Linked DNA regions of Mus musculus: all the other regions are linked to region 1. A link is a loop called in an ENCODE intact Hi-C map of the cell type or tissue named here. Cell type or tissue: heart. All regions are shown on one strand.

Region 1 (2,500 bases):
GGCAAAGGGTTACAGACATAAATGTAAAGAAAGAGTAAGGGGGGCCACCTTTATGTAAGACAAGGGTGGGGCTGGGACCATGGCAAGAGTCTTCACTTGATCTTAGAGGCGGTTTTACTGTGTGACCTTTGTTTCTAAGTCTTCCTTCCTTCCTTTCTTCCTCTCTTTCTTCCTTTCTTTCTTTCGTTCTTTCTTTCTTTCTTTCTTTCTCTCTCTCTTCCTTCCTTCCTTTCTTTCTTTCTTTCTTTCTTTCTTTCTTTCTTTCTTTTGTTAGTGACTCTCAGGTAACAGCTCTACATCCTGATTCTTCTTATTCTGCCGAGTAACATTTGCCTACTTGTGGCTTCATTTCTATCTCACAACCTAGCAACTGGCAGTGCGAAAGGAACCAACTATTCAGATTAAAAATAATGTTCTTTATTTCCTCATCATCTTAAAGGGAGAAAAAAATCCTCACAGTAAATATAAGCACTACAATTTACTAATATTCCATGATTTGTGCTTGCCTTTGTTGAGTCTTGTCGTGGCCTAAACAAACACTATGCAGATCCTAATGTAATCAGAAATGCTGGTTTGTGGACCTTAGGCACTGGCTCTGCCGGGACAGTTTTCACTGTAACTATGCTTGTTTTTATAGCACAATGATATACAGAAACTTGCAGCCACTGCTGGTCTTGAGGCGTCTGCATATGAAGCAGAAAACATCATTTTCTTCCATTTCAAAGAGTTCACCACAGGGTGCCAAGAAGGAAGGACTATGTCCCTCCAGCCACACACTGCCCTCTGGCACTCAGACTCAAGTCCCCAGGGACAGACAATCTCTGACTTTTCCAGTTCTAGGTAACATTTCCCACAACCCCTGGTTCATAAATATTGACATTTTGGAAGAAAGAGAAGGAAGGAAAACGCTTGAGGAAAAAAAAGTTGAAGTGTTTATGTTTTTTTAAAAAAAAATAAATATACCCTATCTTGGAACTTTTAAAAATAGTATTATCCATCAACAACTAGATAATATAGGAAACTAACTTTCAACGGGATTGTCTGGTCTCTTCTTTGTCCAGAAGGAATAACCTTTCACCCAGCAAAGCTGAGTTTAAGGCCCTTTTCTCTAAGAAATGCTACAGAGGACCCCCCCCCCCCTTGAATTTTTCCCCCACGAATAACCGATCTCTAAATCACAGTAAATTTGGGACTGTTTTCAGCAAAGTGTTTTCTGTTTTCCTGTGAAATATTTCCTCCCACCAGGCTTCAAAAGCAGAAAAACCACAGCCACACAGATCTTCACGAACGCCTCGGAGCCCAGCCTGATTCCACTGCTGTGGAACTACAGCGCAACCTGGCGGTCATTTCTGTTTCCTGCCGTGGTTCAGCGGGGCGGATGGAAATAAAAGGTAGAAAACAACAGCGAAGAATCCATAGTGCCTGCCTGCAAGCATAATCATCACACATGGAATTTTAAGGTGTTTAACAGCAATATTCCTTTTAATAATACTTCTGTGGTGTTGCTGGTGCGTCGTTACAACAACAGAATCCTGAGCCTTCATATTCTTTCTTAATACTCCTCTATTTTCTTTTCTAGACCGGGAACAGGGTGTGTGTAGCACTGTGTAGTACAGGCTGTCTTGGAACTGGCTATGTAGACAAGGACTCACAAAAGATCACCCTGCCTCTGCCTCCTGGGTGTTGAGATTAAGAACACAGTCATACGCCTGGCAAACACTCCCCTTTTTCTGACTTTAGTGGTTATATTTCCTTTTTTTCTTTCTTTCTTTTGGGTTTCTTGAGACAGGGTTTCTCTGTGTAGCCCTGGGTGTCCTGAAACTCACTCTGTAGACCAGATTGGCCTCAAACTTAGAGATCTGCCTGCCTCTGCCTCCTGAGTGCTGGGACTAAAGGCACGAGTCACCACTGCCAGGCCTTTTTTAAAAACTTCTTAAGCAAGGATACAAAGAAGTTACATTAAGTAATTGTCAGCTATGGGATGAATCTTTTCTCTTTGTATACAAGAAAATGGTCAAAAGAAAAAATATGCCTTTATCGTAAGACTTTGTTGTAGTCTTCAAATTCGAGATAATTTGATTCTTCTTTTTCTGCAAAGCAAGTACTTTCTTGCTACTGTTGTTTTTTGAGACAAGGTCTTGCCCTTGTGTTGTTTGGATCTCAGGACTCTCTGCCTGTGACCCACACACACACACACACACATACACACACATACACACACACATACACACACACACACACACACATACACACACACACATACACACACACACATACACACACACATACACACACACACATACACACACACACACACATACACACACACATACACACACACACATACACACACACACACACATACACACACACACATACACACACACACATACACACACACATACACACACACACATACACACACACACACATACACACACACACACACACACACACATACACACACACACACATACACACACACACACACACATACACA
Region 2 (2,500 bases), 310 kb before region 1:
AGGACTTGGGTTCAGTTCTCATATCTTACATGGAGGATCACAGCTATAGTTTCAGGGCACCCAACACTTCTGGCCTTCACAAGCACAAGGCATGTACATAGTGTGTGTGTGTGTGTGTGTGTGTGTGTGTGTGTGTGTGTGTGTGCAGGCAAGACATCCATACATACATAAAAATACATTAAATAAATCTTTTAAAAAAACTATACAGGAAGCTGATGCAGCAGTTTCCAAGGATGACTAATATCTCCATTAAGTGGGAGGGGATGAGCTGTCTAAGCCATGACATTTCACAGTCAACAAGGAGTAGATTTCAGAACATGACAACGGAAGAAGTACGGATGTTACTGTTTCACTGTCTGAAACATCTCTTACCCTTTTGCTTCTCTTTGCGCACTGCAACCAAACCACATATTCATCTAGACTGTAGCTCTTTAGAGCCTCATGCTTGATCTCGTCCAGAACACCTTGCCTGCTCTTTTCAATTCTCTATTGCCTAGAAAACTTCTCCTCTTTGTTCAGCTTAAGCCTAATCTGGGCATCATTCTCAAACCCTGCGGGTGCCTCACCTAAACTATGTCCATCTCTAGCCAAGTGACAACATGGAACAAGGAAACCTCTCCCAACTGAAGAACACACTCAGGAGTGGAGAGATGTCCTGGCAGCATGTATTGCTCTTACAGGGGGCCCATGTTCAGTTCCCAGCACCCATGCTCAATGACTCTCACTCACCTGTAACCCCAGCTCCAGGGAATCTGATGCCCTCAGTTGGCCTCCATGGGCACTTATATGCCCATATTCATACACGCATAGAGAGAAACAAACACATACTCATAATTTAAACATAAAAATAAAACCTTAAAATAAAATAAATAATAGTCTTATCTATAGAGTTGCAATATGATAGTGGAATAGATGAGTGCCTATGGAATAGATAAGTTGCCAGATACTATGGTAGGCAATAGGGACACAAGCATAAAAATATACAGTTCAATGACTATAAATGTTTAATAAAGACTTGATTCAAGTTAGCATCACTAGAGGGCATGTGACCACCAGTTGGAAAACTACAGCACTTTCTGTCCTAATTATTACCAATTTTAAAAAACAGTAATTTCTTCCTTTTTATATATATTTGTTTTTAGTTTATATTTATATGAATGGGTCTTCTACCTCTATTGTTTTCCTGTGTATATGTCTGTGAACTGGTGAGGGTTCCTGGTGCCCAGGAAAGCTAGAAGAGGATTTAGATCTCTAGAACCAGCATTACTAATGGTTGTGAAACATCACGTTTGTGCTGGGGTTTGAACTCGGGTTCTCTGGAAGAGCAGCCATCCCCCGACAATCAGTGATTCCTGAGATGGTGGACACATAAGGAACTGGGCAATCTCATAAACTAATTCAATATTCTTCTCAACATAAGTAAACTTTATCAAGTATAGTTAAAAAACCCTACTAAAATAAATTTTGTATGAACATTAAAATAGCATCTCACTGAAAACATAAATACAGAGAATCATTCTGCATAGATAGTTAAAATTGTTCCCATATATGTGCAAATAGTATGGCTGAAAATGGAACAAAATAAAAATAATTGTGTGGATGGAATTCATGGGATTCTTTTTTAAATTAGAGTATCTTATACATTCTGAATGTCCCTAAGAGGCATCTATAGAATTTATTATAATCAGTGAACATATCTATGGGAATCATATTGTCAGCTCTTCCCACCAGAGTGATGGGAACAAGATGACAGATTGTTGGATTCCAAAACTTCCTTCCTTCACAAAAAATAATGAATAAACAACTCCATGTGGGTTAGGACCACTGTAGGAGCACTCTGGAGTATAATAACAATGTTAGAAAAGAGCCATAGAGCAGACAGATAAAGATTGCTGGACAGAAAACTGTAGTAAACAGTGTGTTTGTGCCAATCCATTGTGCAGTTGACCAGCTGGCATCTAAAGGAGTCCCTTTAGCATGGCCTCAGACTATAACATCCCTTATCACGACCATGAATGCTGCATAGCTTCAAAGTTCCTTAGAACTCAGTTGATAGGAGTTCATGTTACTGTACTCCCCTGACCAAGAAGAAGCTATAGTGCCCCCTTTAGAAAACACACTATGATGCTTGTTCACACCCCACAAGAACCATCGCTGCATGTTCAGTGGAAAGGCGCTACTGCTGCACCACCAGTTTAGAGGGAACACTGCTGTCCTCTTCTCTAATGAATGCTGCTGATACGACTGGCTTCACCTGAGGTGGAGCCCACTTCTCAACACTGGATCAGAGGCGTCACCTCCCTTTCATACATACATGTGTGTCACTTAGTGAGCACCTGTGCCTTGCACATCAGGACCACTATTACAGCAAGTATGGCTGTGTTCCTTCTCCAGACACCTCACTCATGCCATGCAGTTTCAGGTTCTAGACCCCATCGCCTTTGTATACATCTGCATGCTAAAATGAGGGTCAGGAAGAGCGCACTACACTACAAATTGC
Region 3 (2,500 bases), 370 kb before region 1:
CATATTATAAGCACAGAGTCCATTTAGCAAGCTTTCAAAGAAATTAATCAGACTTTAGGCGATTGATTTTGAAGCTAATCATAGTAAAATGTAGAGGTTCTCTTGCCAGAAGGCATTAATTCTACCTGTTTGAAGTCAGGTCCAACTGTACACAAGTAGAGGAGGGTTAATGAACTGAGTCTCAAAGGACAAGTTTCCCAACTGGAGGCAATAAGAAACACCGGTGCCCACTTAGTGAGGTGAGATCTGTGTGGGAACAGCAGGAAACGCTGAGCTGTTGCTGAGACCGCCCCAACCGTAACCGCCCCAGCCTACATCACGGCAGGCAAGGAGGCACACAGTTGGGTGAGCTCCATCAGCCTCTCTTCAGCAGCTTCTCCGGCCGTGTCCCTGCTGCACACTCCTGGGCACACTCCTGGGTACGAAGCTTTCGCTTTGCCCTATCCATCCACTCATTCATTTTATCAAAGCCAGAAAACAAAGGAAATTTAACAGAAATAAGCCAACGAACTTCATCGCACCTCATTTTACACAACCATTAAAAACATACAAATATCTCACGTGTGTTCCATGAGCTTCGTGTGAACTCACAATAGGATTGATTCCCCACGTCATATTGATAAAGCAGTGTACCCCAGAACCACTTCTCAGGATTTTAGTTTTTAGAACATAACTAACTACATTTTGTATGTTATCATTTTTGAAACCAAGGAATATTTCATTTAAAGATGTTTAGACCCACTAAGGTCTCCTAAGATTTAGTGGTCTATTGTTTTCTGAAGTCTCTGGATTACATCATTAGGCAGTGGTAGTCCTGGGCAGGGTGCTTTGGAGGAAAGCATATTTTGAGAGTATTGTCTTTAGATCATTTATTTAAATTGGTGTATTTTTGGAAGCGGAGACATAAACTAACTCCTTGGTAAAGAAGAAGAAGGCTGTCTTGACAGACATAAGGGGAATCATCTGATGTGTCAAAAGAGTTTTCAAACCGTTGGGTGCTCATCCCTTCGGATCTGAAGCTGGCTGCTGTTTCCTGGGTTCAGACTTGAGGGACCTGGCTTGCAACTACAGCGCACAGCCACTAGAGGTCAGAGTTTTACATCGTCCTGAATAGACGACAAGAGTCTGAGACAATGGTATTTCCTTCCTCACATACTCTAATGTCCTTGATTAAAAAAGAGAAGAAAACCGAGAAAAGTGAGATCACTGTCGTAAGAAGAGGGCTGTCGGCACTCAGAAGGAATAAAAACAAAGAGCTGAAAACATTTTGCAAATGTGGAGAGAAAACAAAAAGCATACAGATCAGTCTGATGACCAAGGTTGTATTGCTATATCCATCTCCTCCAAGGAGACAAAGGTGTGCTAAAAACAACAACTACAGCATCAGTGATGGTGACAACAACAGCAGGGACCAACTTGTACTGAATACACATTACATATTACTAAAAACACATCTCAGAGATGAAAAAAGCAAGCACTGAGTTCCGGGACAGCTTTTAGGGGCCTGAACAATGTTTGCACCCTCTGTAACCACAATCTCACATTTGAGGGTTTTGCCTGCCCTGCACCCAAAAACCATCAAGTACAGAGCCAAGGGAAGAGCTGTTGATATGAAGATGTCACATGGCTCAGGGAAGGAGCTGTTGACATGAAGATGTCACATGGCTCACAGAATTCGTCACAGCAGCAGGATTTAGAAGCAAAGTAACTGCTTAATATTAAGATTACAAAACAAAATCGCAAATGACATAGTCACTATTTTCAGAATTATAAAGAAAGAAAAGGGAATTGAGGAAATATATTTCTAGCATCAGTGGAACTGTGTAAACTACATAAAATGTGTGCTTGTATGAATGAGTAATAAAAGGAGTCTGAGAAAAGAATGGCATTCACGCTAGGATTATATGGATCATATAGAAAAATACGGCCCTAGAAAAGCATGTTTAAATCATTGGCAAAGATATAGTGTAAAGTTCCAGGGAGTTCGGAGTTTACACAAGCTCAACTGGACCCGCTAGTGAGCAGACATCTGCCATTGTCTGCCAACTGCTCCCAGACCTTCCGACTGGACATATTTACTCTGGTCAACTGTGTCCCTTAATATGCCACAGATTCATCAATAATAGTCACTGTTCTTCTCAGTAGCAATAACAACACATCCAATACGTGCAGTTTAAAAAAAATTGATCAGCTGGGCTGGAGAGATGGCTCAGCCGTTAAGAGCACTGACTGCTCTTCCAGAGGTCCTGAGTTCAAATCCCAGCAACCACATGGTGGCTCACAACCATCTGTAATGAGATCTGACACCCTCTTCTGGTGTGTCTGAAGACAGCTACAGTGTACTTACATATAATAATAATAAATAAATCTTTGGGCTGGACAGAGTGGGACTGGAGCAAGCAGAGGCCCTGAGTTCAATTCCCAGTAACCACATGTAGGCTACAGTATACTCATTTACATAAAATAAATAAATAAATCTTAAAAAAATTGTCAGCTACTT

What was found. Hi-C counts contacts between places; a loop is a spot of excess contacts. Peaks named below come from ENCODE experiments on the same cell type or tissue, not always from the same donor. Only the 100,000 strongest peaks of a DNase experiment are listed, where the experiment ranks them.
Region 2: it touches region 1 in a loop (2.9-fold over the local background); 2 of 42 quality-filtered maps call a loop at or near these places.
Region 3: it touches region 1 in a loop (11-fold over the local background); 37 of 42 quality-filtered maps call a loop at or near these places.

What each region holds. Positions count from the first base shown.
Region 1 is chr8:77,629,169-77,631,668 of GRCm38, reverse strand. No RefSeq gene overlaps it. Among named protein-coding and RNA genes, the nearest start is that of 4933431K23Rik, 5.5 kb to the left of the region's middle. In heart, a CTCF peak has its summit at 1,339; no DNase peak of the experiment used is centred here; H3K27ac peaks cover 528 bases.
Region 2 is chr8:77,936,321-77,938,820 of GRCm38, reverse strand. No RefSeq gene overlaps it. Among named protein-coding and RNA genes, the nearest start is that of Gm29895, 110 kb to the left of the region's middle. In heart, a CTCF peak has its summit at 1,042; no DNase peak of the experiment used is centred here.
Region 3 is chr8:78,002,925-78,005,424 of GRCm38, reverse strand. No RefSeq gene overlaps it. Among named protein-coding and RNA genes, the nearest start is that of Gm29895, 41 kb to the left of the region's middle. In heart, no CTCF peak of the experiment used is centred here; a DNase peak (open chromatin) is centred at 1,044; H3K27ac peaks cover 415 bases.